3 separate regions of the Homo sapiens genome follow, and regions 1 and 2 are each linked to region 3. A link is a contact called in ENCODE Hi-C or POLR2A ChIA-PET data. All regions are on one chromosome and are shown on one strand. Each heading gives the region's core, a stretch centred on a gene start or an enhancer-like site at or near the end of the contact. The rest is flanking DNA. Distances are from core to core; before and after follow the strand shown.

What was found. Hi-C counts contacts between places; a loop is a spot of excess contacts on that map. ChIA-PET counts read pairs that join two places held with the same protein, here RNA polymerase II (POLR2A). Pooled maps may share reads with other maps.
Region 1: a map of CD4-positive, alpha-beta memory T cell shows a loop between it and region 3 (4-fold over the local background). The contact joins the enhancer-like site here to the promoter of LINC01550 in region 3. A Hi-C loop is called at or near these places in 5 of 168 maps with a recorded cell type or tissue (CD4-positive, alpha-beta T cell, CD4-positive, alpha-beta memory T cell, GM12878 and 1 more) and 9 of 50 pooled maps. POLR2A ChIA-PET finds 5 or more read pairs at or near these places in 9 of 52 experiments (CD4-positive, alpha-beta T cell, CD4-positive, alpha-beta memory T cell, activated CD4-positive, alpha-beta memory T cell and 5 more).
Region 2: a pooled map shows a loop between it and region 3 (3-fold over the local background). The contact joins the enhancer-like site here to the promoter of LINC01550 in region 3. A Hi-C loop is called at or near these places in 4 of 168 maps with a recorded cell type or tissue (CD4-positive, alpha-beta T cell, CD4-positive, alpha-beta memory T cell, CD8-positive, alpha-beta T cell and 1 more) and 9 of 50 pooled maps. POLR2A ChIA-PET finds 5 or more read pairs at or near these places in 8 of 52 experiments (CD4-positive, alpha-beta T cell, CD4-positive, alpha-beta memory T cell, GM12878 and 4 more).

Annotation. Positions count from the first base shown.
Region 1 is chr14:97,721,926-97,726,308 of GRCh38, forward strand. All of the region lies in intron 2 of LOC105370651 (a long non-coding RNA gene), which reads left to right. Among named protein-coding and RNA genes, the nearest start is that of LINC02291, 37 kb to the left of the region's middle. Within about 2 kb of position 2,117, at least 3 of the 41 ENCODE cell types and tissues checked have a DNase peak (open chromatin) inside an H3K27ac peak, as active enhancers do; they include CD4-positive, alpha-beta T cell, where a contact is called at or near this core.
Region 2 is chr14:98,209,096-98,213,398 of GRCh38, forward strand. No RefSeq gene overlaps it. Among named protein-coding and RNA genes, the nearest start is that of LINC02295, 75 kb to the left of the region's middle. Within about 2 kb of position 1,321, at least 3 of the 41 ENCODE cell types and tissues checked have a DNase peak (open chromatin) inside an H3K27ac peak, as active enhancers do; they include CD4-positive, alpha-beta T cell and CD8-positive, alpha-beta T cell, where a contact is called at or near this core.
Region 3 is chr14:97,975,408-97,979,784 of GRCh38, forward strand. It overlaps LINC01550 (long intergenic non-protein coding RNA 1550), which reads right to left and starts at 2,717. Exons shown (of 3, transcript NR_015430.2): 1 at 2,570-2,717. RefSeq lists an enhancer at 2,717-3,216.

The sequences.
Region 1 (4,383 bases), core at 867-3,366, 250 kb before region 3:
CCATTTTAACAATATCACCTTGCTGCCATGTGGAGAATTGATTGAAAGAGGGCCACGGTGTGTGGGAGACTCACTGCGAGCACCTCACATTAATCCAGACATGATGGCAGCTTGAACTAGGATATTAGCTGAAGAAAGGGAGAAAAATAGATGACTTGAGTGATGTAGAGATATAAAGGCCATAGGAGCTGGTGATTGATTTCATATGAGCAGTGTGGCATCACAGGCATCTTCCAGGTTTATGGCTGGAGCTCTGGATGGACTGTGGTGCTGTTGAAGCCAGAACCAGACCACGTTTGTGGGAAAGACAATAAATCGAGCCAATTAGGATGGGGAGGGGTGTTCAATAGTGCAGAGACAAACCTTGATTGAGGAAAATATGAGAAGGCTACATTTAGGAGGCAGGATTTGAACCAGGCCTTCAATACATCCAGAAATCAGAGCCAGGCATAGTGGGGAAATTGCAGGGGAAGTGAGGTTCCCAACAGAGGGAGCACCCAGAGCCTTATGGGGGATCTTGGCATTTTTATTCCATTTTTGTTTTAAGTAAACTTTGCATTGAAGTTCAGCATACCTATAGAAAAGTGCACAATTTATAAAAATACAAATCTATAAAAATTTAAGAAAACATATCATCCAGTTTCTTTGGGAAGGGGTTCATTTTTTTCCCCTAATTTTCTATTTTAACTGCATCTAGTTTTCTGATTGAAAGTGACATTGAATTCCTGGAAGTAAGCTGGGAAGAAAAACTCATTCTATGAGTGAATACACTTGGCAAGAAGTAGTGGGGCTGTAATTGTGATAGTAACAGTGTTACTAGAAAACATCGGTGACTGCTATTGTTATGTGTTATGCTGACTATAATTTGTACTGCATTAGAGGAACGTAATCAGAGAAGACTTGGAGATATCAAGTCTTGGAGTATTACTGATAAATAAATAGAAGTAATTCTAGACTGTACAAGAAAGAGTTCAGTTTTAGAAATTTTAAGTTTCGAGTGTTTACTCAAAACTCATACAGAAGTGGAAATGTCTGGAAGAACAAAAGGACAGAAGAATGCATGGGTGAAAAATCAAAGGAGGGATCTTGGCTCCAGGAGACATGTGTGAGTTCTGCTGTGGGGCTACATTTAATCATGTCAGAGTTGAGGTTCTTGCTTTAGGAGCAGTTACTTAGAATGAGATGTCCGGGATTTGTCTTTTTCTTTTATTTTACCCAGAAAGAAATGGAAGTAACTAGAGTGTCTGTTATACTGTTGCAAATGCGGTTCTGGAGCAACAAAGATTGATCAAAGCTGGAAGCAGGGCTTTGGGTATTGTCTGTTTTCAGAGAGTAATTGAAGCCACAGGTCGGACAAAATGGTCTGGGGAATGGACAGGGAGCAAGGTGACCCCAGTGTGTTGGAGGGTGCCAGAGCTCAGGGCAGGAGTCCCAGCTGTGCATGGTGGTGGCAGCTGCCCCGCTTGCCAAGCCCAGGTGGATGAGGTGGGCAGTGGGTGGGGGGCACTCATGCACCATCCACAGAGAGGGTTAGAAGCTAGAGTACTTTGCAGATGTCAACAGTCGATTGCAGACAATTAGGAGGCTGCCTTTTTTCTCCTTCTCCCAGGACCCCTAAGACAAACTGTCTGAACCATAACAGTTGAGTCTGAGGATATCAAATAAGTAAGGCAAAGAGAGACCCCGTGGAATAATTGTGGTTAGTGGCTTGCGGGGCTGCGGATGGGCTGTGGGGGGCGGGTTGCTCAAGAGAAAGAAACTTGCTTTTAATCAATGTGCTAATCCAGGACATAAGGTCTCCTTTCTCTCCCTCCCTTGTTTCATTTCCCAGGGCTCAGTCCCCATTCCCACCCCCTGCTCCCTCCCCATACTGGTTGAATGGAAATTTGGTCCAGTTTTTTTTTTTTTTTAATATAGATACATTAAAAAACAGACACTGATCTTCAAAGAAGGCTGCAATTTCACTGGCGACGGAATGTTTATAGCCACAATTTGTTTGGTTCTGATAAAATGCACATGCCCCGTTATTCCATTTTATTTTGCATCCCAAGCCAGGCTTGCTTCTTACATTGGCCTGTGCCTCTCCTAGTCAGCAAGACAGAGGGAGACAGAGAGACGGAGAGAGACAGAGAGACCTTCCTCGAGCTGTGGCTACATCTGCCTGTGGGTGTCCTGGACTCCATGGGCCCAGAGGTCATTGAATGTGGCGGAAGGAGACACAGTCCAGGAGTGAGGATGACCAGCCAGAGGGAATTTCAGGCACTCCCAGAGATACGTTATGCCCCATCAAGAGAAACACCAGCCTTCCCAGGTCTCGCTGAAGCTAGAAAATAATGCCCCCAGTTCTTCTTGGGAGATGGTGCAAGGGAGGTGAAAGAGTCTTGAAACTAAAAAATGTGGACTTAAATCTTAGCTTAGTCACTTTCCTGCGGTATGATTTGAACACAATTTTCTCCGAATTGGCTTCCCCGTTTGAAAACCAACAGCGTCTGCCCTACAGAACTGGTGTGAGAGTAAACAGATTAGGACCAGGTCAGCAGGACGGAGCATGCCCAGAAGAGAGTAGAAAGTGCAGTTTTGCCAAGGAGAGGGAATTGAGAGGAGTATTCTAGCCGGGAGGGCGGTGGGCACCCCAGCACACAGGCATGAGGAAACAGCATTGCTTGGGGGAGAAGTCTGAAGTGACTGGGTGTTTAGTTCAGAGATAGAGCAACAGGAAATGAAGCTGGCAGAACAAGAGGTCAGGTTGTGAGCCACTCTGAGGAGTTTAAGTTTCCTTTTGCCGGCCGTGGGAGAGCTTTAGGATTCTAAGTAGAGAACGATGTATGTTTAGATTGTGCCCTGGAAAAAAAAATGACCATTTGCAGCAGGATGGATCCACTGCAATGGTGGGAAGAAGAAAAGAAGTTAGAAAGCATAAGGGCAGGTAATGCTTCTCAGTACTGTGCATGCATTACTGAATTCACTGCGGCAGCAAAGGACACTGCCTGCAATGGTCAAGAGTTAGGACTCTGGGTTCTGATCTCAGCTCTGTCATGGACCAACTGTGGAATCTGGAACAAGGCAGTTACACTCGCTGTGCCTCAGTGACCCTATTTATAAAATGTGGATGGCAATAATGTTTATTGCCAATATAGATACTGTGAGGATTACATGAACTATTATTTTTTTTTTTTGAGACGGAATCTTGCTCTGTTGTCCAGGCTGGAGTGCACTGGTGCGATCTTGACTCACTGCAACCCCGCCTCCTGGGTTCAAGCGATTCTCCTGCCTCAACCTCCTGAGTAGCTGGGATTACAGGCGCCCACCACGACGCCCAGCTAATTTTTGTATTTTTAGTAGAGACGAGGTTTCCCCATGTTGGCCAGGCTGGTCTTGAACCCCTGACCTGCCCACCTCGGCCTCCTGAAGTGCTGGGATTACAGGCGTAAGCCACTGCACCTGGCCGACATGAATTTTAAATACAAAAGAAAACCACTGCAAAACACTTAAAGAGTGTGCATGGCAAATACAATACATGCACTCAATAAATGCTGCATATTATTTCCAGCTAAAATGTCAGAGCACTATGTGCTCTAACTAAGCAGTTTATGTATGTCATTCCATTTAATCTTTACATTTTCCCTGGAAAACAATTGCTACTTCTATATCTTTTTCTTTGCCTGATGAAAATTAAAGTTCAGAGAAATTGAATTCTTGCCCAGCATGATTAGATGCTACCTGGAGGAGCTGGGAAATAAAGCCAGATTTCTTCCAAAACCCATGGGCTTCAACATTGCCCGTTGAAAGAGGAAGAACAGGAATGAAAATCTCCAGTTCTTCAATCTTGAGTTGCAGGCAGTATATAAAAAAGCCAGTGGAGATATTGCTGATGGAAAGGCTTAACTTTATGCTTTTGGTAAGTGTTCCCTCCAGCCCCACTGCTTTCCATCAGCGTGTGTGTGTGTGTATGCATGTGTGTGTGTGTGTTGTGTGTGTGTGTGTGTGTGTGTGATTGGTCAGGCTGACTCTAGCCAGTGCTAATAATTCTCTGAGGAACTCTAAATGACACATTGCTGTTGATCAGATCAATCAGTCAAAGGGCACATTCTACATTTTTACTTTCACTGAAGTTTTCCTTTTTTCTTTCTTCCTTCATCAATTGAAATCTGATGAAGACAAACTCTTCTTAAAATCTGATAGGCTTTATTTAAGAAGATTTGTATGATTTTATTTGAAAAGTTAATTTTTAACTATAATTCAAAATTTCTCTGTAGGTAAAACCCTGGCACAAATTTTCAGTTCCCAGTGACAGAAAACAAAAGAATAATGAAATGCTGGGGTTGGAAGAGCCTCCAGCCCAACTCCCCACCTGGCCTGCAACCCTGCCACATTCCCTGGGTC
Region 2 (4,303 bases), core at 71-2,570, 230 kb after region 3:
GTTTCATCACAATCCCCTTGTTTTCCAATGGGAAGGTCAGGCACTGACCTTTAGTGGGTACCCTGGGTACTGCGTTTGATGCCTCAAAGACAGGACCTCCTCTCATTTCTCCTGACAGCTTCCATGCCATGAATATCAGGATTTGCTTTCACCAATGGGGGGTGGGATATCCAAGAGGTTAAGTGACCTGTCTGCTGGTAGTCTTCTGAAAATATGGGATTGAGACTCAGGTTGGTCAGACACCCAGGGCACTCCACCCACATCACCAGGCCAACTCTCCACGTTCAGTAATAGAAAACAATACATAAGTATTGGAATGTTTCTTGCATTTGTTTTGAGCTTTGCACATGTGCAAATATCTTAAACAATCATTGTGGGCATTGCCAGGGAGAAATGTACAGGAAGATCACACAGCAGCGTCCTGCCAAGGTGGTGATGCTTATGTTAAAGCTGTGAGCTAAAATGATCAATTATTTCATTATTTTATTGGATTTTCCTGACACATTGTTAAGAAGGTGAGGCAAGAATTATTAATCTTACTTTAAATATAGAGAAACTGAACTAATAAATCAAGAGCAAAGAAGCCAAGGACTTCTCTTCATATTAGCAGAGGTCAGAAAGGAGCTAGTCCGTCAGCCTGAAGGGTTGCACCTTCGACATGGGCGTCTGGCAGCACATTGTGAAACTGTGCTCTCTAATTTGTTAGCTACTAGCCACATGTGGTTACTTACATTCAAAGTAATTCAAATAAATAAAGTTAAAAATCCCATTCCTCAGTCATACCCACTATACCTCAGGTTCACAATAGCCTCCTGGGGCAGGTGGCTGCCATCTTGGACAGCCCAGAAAGGGAATGTTTCCATCACTGCTGAAGGCCTTGCTGGACAGTGCACATCTGAAGACTCTGCACCCAGACCACCAACTTGGGGCATTTTAAATTAGTCACGTGGTCCGCCCCATCTCTCTTTTCCTTTCCATCCTTCAACAAGCTGCTATCCTCACTACCATCTGGGGTCCCTGTGACCTCCCTGTCTGTCCCCTTCTAATGCCTGGCCCAGGGGCAACCAGTGTTTAAACAGTTGCTGGAAGGCCTGGAAGGGCCTTGGCTCCTGGCAGCTCCAAGACTCTCAGTGGAGCAGTGCAGCTGCCTGCTCTGCCCTGCTGTGTTTCAACTAATCATCCACAGTGTGGAAGAAGGGGGCTCCAGGGGGAGGAGGAAGGAGACTTCTGGAAGGTGAGGCACAGCAGGGTGATGAAGAGCTGCCAGGGAGCCAGACATCTGTGCCCAGACAGAGTTTCACCGATACGATCTTTGTTACTATCCTTGTGAGAGATAAACAACTTGCAGGAGCAGCGTGCAGGGAGGAAGTGCCCTGCTGAGAAAGTGGTGTGCAGAGGCCAGACACTCAGCCCCTGCGGTCAGGCCCAGGGCGAGGAAGGCGGGGGAGGGGAGGAGGCAGCCCGGGCCCCCCGCACAGGTGACAGGAGTCACGGCGCCCACCACAGATGTCACCCAAGAGAGACGTGTGAGCCTTGGCACATGAGGTAGTAGAGGTTCTGTGAGAAAGAGGGGACAAAAAAACGGCAGAAGAAAAGTGGGGCTGAGCAGGTTGAGCTTTGTCCTGCATATCGAGGCTAAGGATTGGGATTTATAACCTGAATCTGCCACTTACCCGGCTACTCTGCAGTTGGGTAACTTCTCTAAGACTCAGTTTTACCATCCAAAAAAATGGGAGGTCTGTTTTCAAGATACATTGTCACAGTGTGCCAAGGTTTCTCCTTGAGCAGAATCAGTAAGTTGTTCTTCCATGAATCAGAGTTCAGATGGAGGATGGATGGATGGATGGATGAATGGATGGATGGATGGATGGATGGATGGATAGAAATTCTATTAAAGCATTTTGTTTTGTACAATGGATAGATGCATGCCTTTCTTTCCCAAAAGACTAGGAGCTATTCCAAGAAAAGGGATGGGTCTAATTCATTTGTAAATCTTCATGTGTAGCGCAATTCCAGATACACCTGCTCAGAAAAAAAAAAAAAATGAAAGGAAGAAAAAAAGGGAGGATAACAGAAAAGGAGGAAGAGGATGCAATGGGAACATATGTTAAACCTCAAATTCATTTATATATGAGGCACTGTCACTAAGATTTTTTCTGTGTGGATTAACTTTGGAGTATGGTGATACCTTCAGATCTGAGTTTGGGTTTAGAGTAAGATTGCAAATAAAAATATAGGATGCCCAGTTAAATTAGAATTTTAGAAGACCAACAAATATTTTTTTCTCAGTATGCATACACAATATTTAGGTCACATTTGTACTCAAAAATATCTTGCTCATTTGAAATTCAAATGTAACTGGATGACTTGTGTTTTATATGGTAACCATAGTTTTTGGAGGAAGAAAAAAAAAATAACAGGCCTTTGGACTTGTCATTAACCTACACGTGTTTGAGCACATTTCACCAACGAGCTCCTCAGTGAGATTTGGGGTAAAAGCCTAGTTAACAATAAGGGCACACTCTGCTTCCTGTTTTCTATGTTCCTTGTACAGATATCTTCCCCCAGGACAACACAATCACTTAGTCGAATACATATAATAGAAGCCTAAGTATAGCCAGTGATTTCTAACACTGGTGACTTGGAACTTTTGGAGGGATTTGGAAGTTTCAATGTGAATGGGAATGTCAGAGTGAAATGAAATATTCTAAGTGAATGAGAATGTTTAGCGTGAATTAGAATGGGCAGAATAAATTGAACACCAAACATTCAGCAAATGATCCAAGTCTCAGCCAACCCTGGTTTAATCTTCATTTGTGCTCCCACCTAAGGGCAAAAGTGACCCAACAGAATTATCTGAAACCCAGTAGAGGGTTCTGAAACCGTTAGTTTTTTATTTATTTCCAGCATGGCTTCACCAATTCATCCTTTGTCATGCATCAACACTTCGTAATACTATTTCTTCTTCTCTTAGGTCTTAATTACCATCCCCATTTCTCTATCACGTTCCCATGCTCATAAAACCAATTATTTCTGAGTTGGTCTTTTCTTTCTATTATTACCTACTGAACACCTCCCTTTCCGCACTAAGTCCTATTGTTGACAATAATTTGGTCAATCTAAATACACCATTTATTTCTGCCTTTTATTCTATGTTTCTTCTCCAAGTTCCCGAACATGAGGAGAAGTTTATTAGAGAATTCCTCCAACATAAGAAATAATTAAAGATGTGTTTTTCTTTTGAAGAATTAGGAACACTAAAAGGCATGCATTTTTAACATTACAACTTATTGGTGTGGATGTATTCTTATTCTCTACCTACTCCCTTATGTTATAACACTTTTTCTGGGAATATTTGATCCCATAAAGCCCTTTTTTCAAGCCATCTCTCCTTCCCATTCTGAAATGATCTCTCTGGAGAGTGGCAGTGATGATACAATAGGTTGGAGTTACTATTATTAAAAATTACTACTTTCCTTCACTATGTTTCTTTCGTTACCCAGTGGGATTTTGATTCCAGACATTCTCCTTGCTTGACATCCACTGGGGAAGTGATGAAACCATTCATTATTTAAAAGTTTGGAAGCCACAAGTATTACTGTATCTAACCAGATTGGATTGACTTTTTAGCTCTTTTGATTAATAATTCATAAACCTGAGGATATGTGAATTGGGTGAGCACTAACCTGCTAACAAAAGAAGAGTAGGAGATGAATGTTAACATGGCTCCTGTGTTACTTAACACTTCGGACCAACAAAACAAACCCATGTGTCATGGAACCTGTTTCATACTTTCAATCCCCAATCAATATTTCATGATTAATGGGCCCATATGTTCACGCAGGTCCCCTGCAGTACAAAATTTGCACTTGCCTCTCCCATGTGATGGTGTACAAAATGCCTTCTCCAAAAAGAAAGGATTTTGCTTCCTCTAATGAGAGCTTATGTTCAATTCACTTTCCAGATTGTCTGATTGTTTTGTTTTTAATTTTTCCTTCTTGGGTTTCATTGTAAGGTGGAAATCCTCATTGTACCCAGTAAGTGCTCGGACATCAGATCAACCAATTGAAAGTTTCTACAAATGATAGCACTTGTAAGAGAGGTTCATGTAATTTGCAAATGACACATGATATGTTTGAAACCTGGTTAATATTATGCACCATAAAAACTATTTCAATTGGCATCTGAGGACCTGGGGTTGTGCTCTGTCTGTCACTGACAAGGTGTGTGACCTAATCCAAGCAACTGCTTTATCTCTCTGGGCTTCATTTTATTTTGCATGGTGACTAAAGTCACCCTTTTA
Region 3 (4,377 bases), core at 1,467-3,966:
AGGCTGGTCTCTTAGCAACAGACCAAGGAGAGCAGGTTGTTGATAGGAATGGAGCAGACAGGATTGTTTTGTAGTGATTACTACCAAACACCAGGAACTACATTTCAACACCTGCCCGAGGCCCCATCCCTGCCCAGCCTTTCTTTGTCCAATGGCCAGTGACCCTTTCCCACTGACCCAGATGACCAGACCCCATGGAGGGGACAATAAAGATATGGACTGAAGGATAGAGGTGGGCTGAGGATGCCCTGTGGGAACAGGAGGGAACTACAGAGGGGGCGGGAGAAATAAATACATTCTTATTTGATACTGTTTAAAATTAGGACTCTAAACGGGGAACTCCTCTTTTCCCTGCCCCCAACTCCCTTTGGTTTTAAAAATCTCACTGAGAGTGGTTGTCATGAAGGAATTTAGACAAGACTTTGACAAGGTGCCAAAATGGTTTATTTTAAAATGTTGTTCCCGAAAGCACCGGAATATTAAGTTGGAGCAAACGTTGCTTGGAAGAGCGAAGGGGTTGTGGTCACACATTCTTGGAAGAAGGGTGATGGAGATCAAGGTGTTTGTAACCTGGAATTAACAAACGCAGGTGGACCGAAGGACTCAGTCACCAGGGAGTTTTTTTTTACAAATACATGTGTAAGAGTGTGTGTGAGTGTAGGTGAGTGTGGGTGTGTGTGTGAGTGTGGGTGAGTGTGTGAGTGTATGTGTGAGTATGTGTGAGTGTATGTGTGAGTGTGTGTGTGAGTGTGGGCGCGTGTGTGTGAGTGTGGGTGAGTGTGTGTGTGAGTGTGGGTGAGTGTGTGGGTGAGTGTGGGTGAGTGTGTGTCAGTGTTTCTCAACTGCGGGGCATTTTCGGAGTTGGGGTGCAGAAGGAGATTTTCTTTAATTAATTAGATGTTTACCTCCAGCATCATCCCTCAGTGGTTTAGACAATCATCTGCCCACATGTTAGGAATGAGATTCAAGAAAGCCTCTTGGAGTGAAATTTTCCTGGAAATATCCTGATTCTTGGCGGCACACACCCTCTCCCTCTTTCTGTGATAGAAACAGCCAGTTCTGCATTATTCCAAACCACAAAGCAAGCGACATGCCATCCCAACTTAGGATATGAAGGAAGTATCAGCCCCCTAATTGCACAGGGGCCACACAGCCTGCATCTCCCTCCATCGTCCCGACTGCATGCTTTTGATTGTTTCATAATAAAAGTGGCCGGCTAAATTATGACTACTTGTGATTTATTTGCCATGTCATTTAGACTTTTCATATGTATAAATTTGCCATTTGAAAAGAAAGAGAAAATTCACTGCTATTCCCCAAGGCCTCGTTTTTGGGGAGCTCCTCTAACATCATGAACAGAGGCTTTGTGACTTCTAAAGTGATTAGCTCCTATCCGGAGGTTTTGGAACATATCTGTGCTCAGAAGCAGTCTGCCGGGGTGAAATTCTATCTGGAATAGTGTCCTAACCCCATCGGAGAGAGACTCTGAATTTTTAAAACGCCTGTTAAGGACCCCTGGGTATGAGCCCCGCACAAACATGTCTGCGGCACCCACAGCTGTGCCTCAATGAAGGCCCAATTTCTCCATTGCACAGATGAAATTGCAAAGGCCCAGCAATGTTAGCCAAATTCCCCAAGCTTAATGCCAGAGCCTGCTTCCACTCCAGGACAAAGTGGTTTCAAAGTCCATACTTGCCCCACCCTGGTGGCCTGCCCTGGGGAAGGTCACTGCCAAGAAGGCTCCTGGGCCGTCTTGCAGCTGCTGCCTCTTCTTTTAATTACGAAAGAAATGCATCATCATGAAAAATCAACAATACACAAGATATAAAGTTAAAAGGCAAAGTCCCCCCTCATCCTCTCTCTCAGCCCCTCAAGTATATTAGAAGATCTTTTTAGGGTTGAATTTTCACTCTGCAGGAGGGTGTTCTGTATACAAAGAATACGACCCTTTCTTCCTCTTTAATTTGCTTATAGCTGGTACATTTCAAAAAAAAATAAAAAGTGACCCATGCCTTTGATGTTTTTTTTTTCCCCTTATTTTTGTCAACATATTGTGGAGAATGCTGAGTTCTTTGAATTGTTTTTCCCTCTGACAGCAAATCACCAAGATGTACTTTTCCAGAGCCTAACATCCTTGAATTCACAAAAGTTCCAGTCTGGAGTCATAATGTGGAACGTAAGCAGTTCTAGTCAGTTCTGATCTTGGCAACATGAATTCTCCCCTTTCCCCGGGGAGACTCAGAAACCTGCATTTTCACAAGATTTCCCAAGTGACATGTGTGCACAACAGGGTTTGAGAAACCCTGTGCTGGACTCAGCTGCTTCAGAGAGAAGACACAGAACAATTGCCAAGCTATCAAAAAAAGCTCAGACTGACAGCAGAGAACTCAATAGAAATGCCCCATCCGACTGTTGAAACTCAGGCCCAAACTACTGCAAGAGAGTGGAGAACTGTTTCTCCTCTGAAAAGGCCCGATTTCGACTAAATGAAAGCAAAACTGTAGGGACCATTTCCCACCTAGTAGCTTGAAGCCCTACCCGGTCACCAAATTGGCCTAGCTGGTCCTACCTGCATTTGGTAAGAGCCGGGGATTGGGACGAGGCAGAGAGCAAGACCAAGCTGGTTTCCTCTCCGGTTTCCTCCGGGGTGGCTGGGTCCCAGGTCCTGCCCCCGCCTCGCCCTGTGCAAGCTCGGTGCAGTGCAGCCCCTCCGGCTCTCGCCCCACAATGCCGTGCGCAGGCTGGCAGCAGTTCAGCTGAGGACTAAACGCTTGGCTCAAGTTCAACACGGCTGCCAAGATTTGGCAACCAGAGAGTTGCAGGGAAGCAGCAGGCTGCTAAACCCTTTCACATTTTTAATTAGATCCACACACCCATGTCTTTGAGCTATCATAAATATACAGATGACATAGAGAGTATTATTCGGGGTTAAAAAAAAAAAAAAGGAAGCAAACTCTACTAAGGTACAGCTTACCTTATTGAAATAATTTCCCTATCACTAGTTTGAGGGCTGAGGAGGAAAAAGAGAAGGTAGTGATATTTGCTTAAGTAGAACCACATCTGACAAGGGAATCTACCCAGGATCTGGAAAACACAGGTCTCGGCTGCCTTGCTATCTTCCTGGGCTTCGAGAATATCACCAGAAGAGGGCATTCTTGGCGCCGGCTCAGCCCTGTGCAGCCCGGAGCTGGCAGGCAGCAGTGCTGGAGGAGTCATCCCTCAGGCCACTCCCACCTCCCGTTCTTGGGGATAGCTTTAATATCGCCACGGAGCAGAGAGGTTCTCTCCTTCGCCCTAAATGCAGCAACTTTTATACTCCATGTTGCCTTACTATTCTTCTCGTTTTATTTCCTTCTCTGGATTGTTTTTGGGTATCTTCCCCTGGAAAACAATTGCAGATGCTTCTAAATTTTTCTAAGTCCTGTGCCGCAACATGCTCAGCTTCTTCCCCTCAGAACCAGCCTTTCCCCTTGCACTCAGCCCCTGGGCGATTCTCCCTCCGGGGAGGAAAGAAGATTCAACTCTTGATTCAAATGCTCCGGATTTCACTCTGGTTTCGCTGTGTGGCTTTGGACATAGGATTTAAAGCCTTCACGTTGGTTCCCTCATCTGAAAGATCCCAAAGCAATTCTGGCCTCACAGAGTGGCTCTGGGGTTTAAATCCTATGTACAAGGCTCGTAACACAGTCAGCACCCAACACTGAATATTCGATAGAACATGTGCCTTGTAGACAGTCAGCTAACAAACAACTCCACCAAAACAACAGTGCTAGTCCTTAGTCTTCTTCTTCCCTGAACTGCTTCTCCTCTTGTTTGTGACAAAGGCCACCCATGTTTCTCAGACAACTAACCCTAGTCTGATCAACTTGCCGTAAGATGAGAGTGAGCCCATGCATTGGTGTGCATGCCCTTAATTTAAAAGACATGTTAAAAAGGAAATGAAACACTTGAAATGCAGGAAAGAAGTGCCTCTGGTTGTCCCATCTGAGAGCACAAAGTTTATAAATAGAACCATCACAAGCATCAAACACGAGCTGTGCTAAGGCATCAAACACACATACATACACACACACGCACACACATGTTTGTGTCCTTGGCTTATGGTGAACAATTTGTACACCTTTCAGTGGCCCCCGCAGAAAACCAGAGCTTGTAGTGGACACTTGGCAGCATTTGGTCTTTTCCTCATCCTTCCTTCATTTATTTTTTCTTCACATATGACTTGAAAATAGAGCATGTTTTACTGTGGCAAAATTCCCTCTATACTTGACCTGCAAACAGGACAGTCAGGCTAACTGGGATGACCTGGTCCAATGAAGTGGGCTGGAGACAATTCTACGCCCAATAGGCACCTTTCAGCAGATGGAAAGGGTGAGG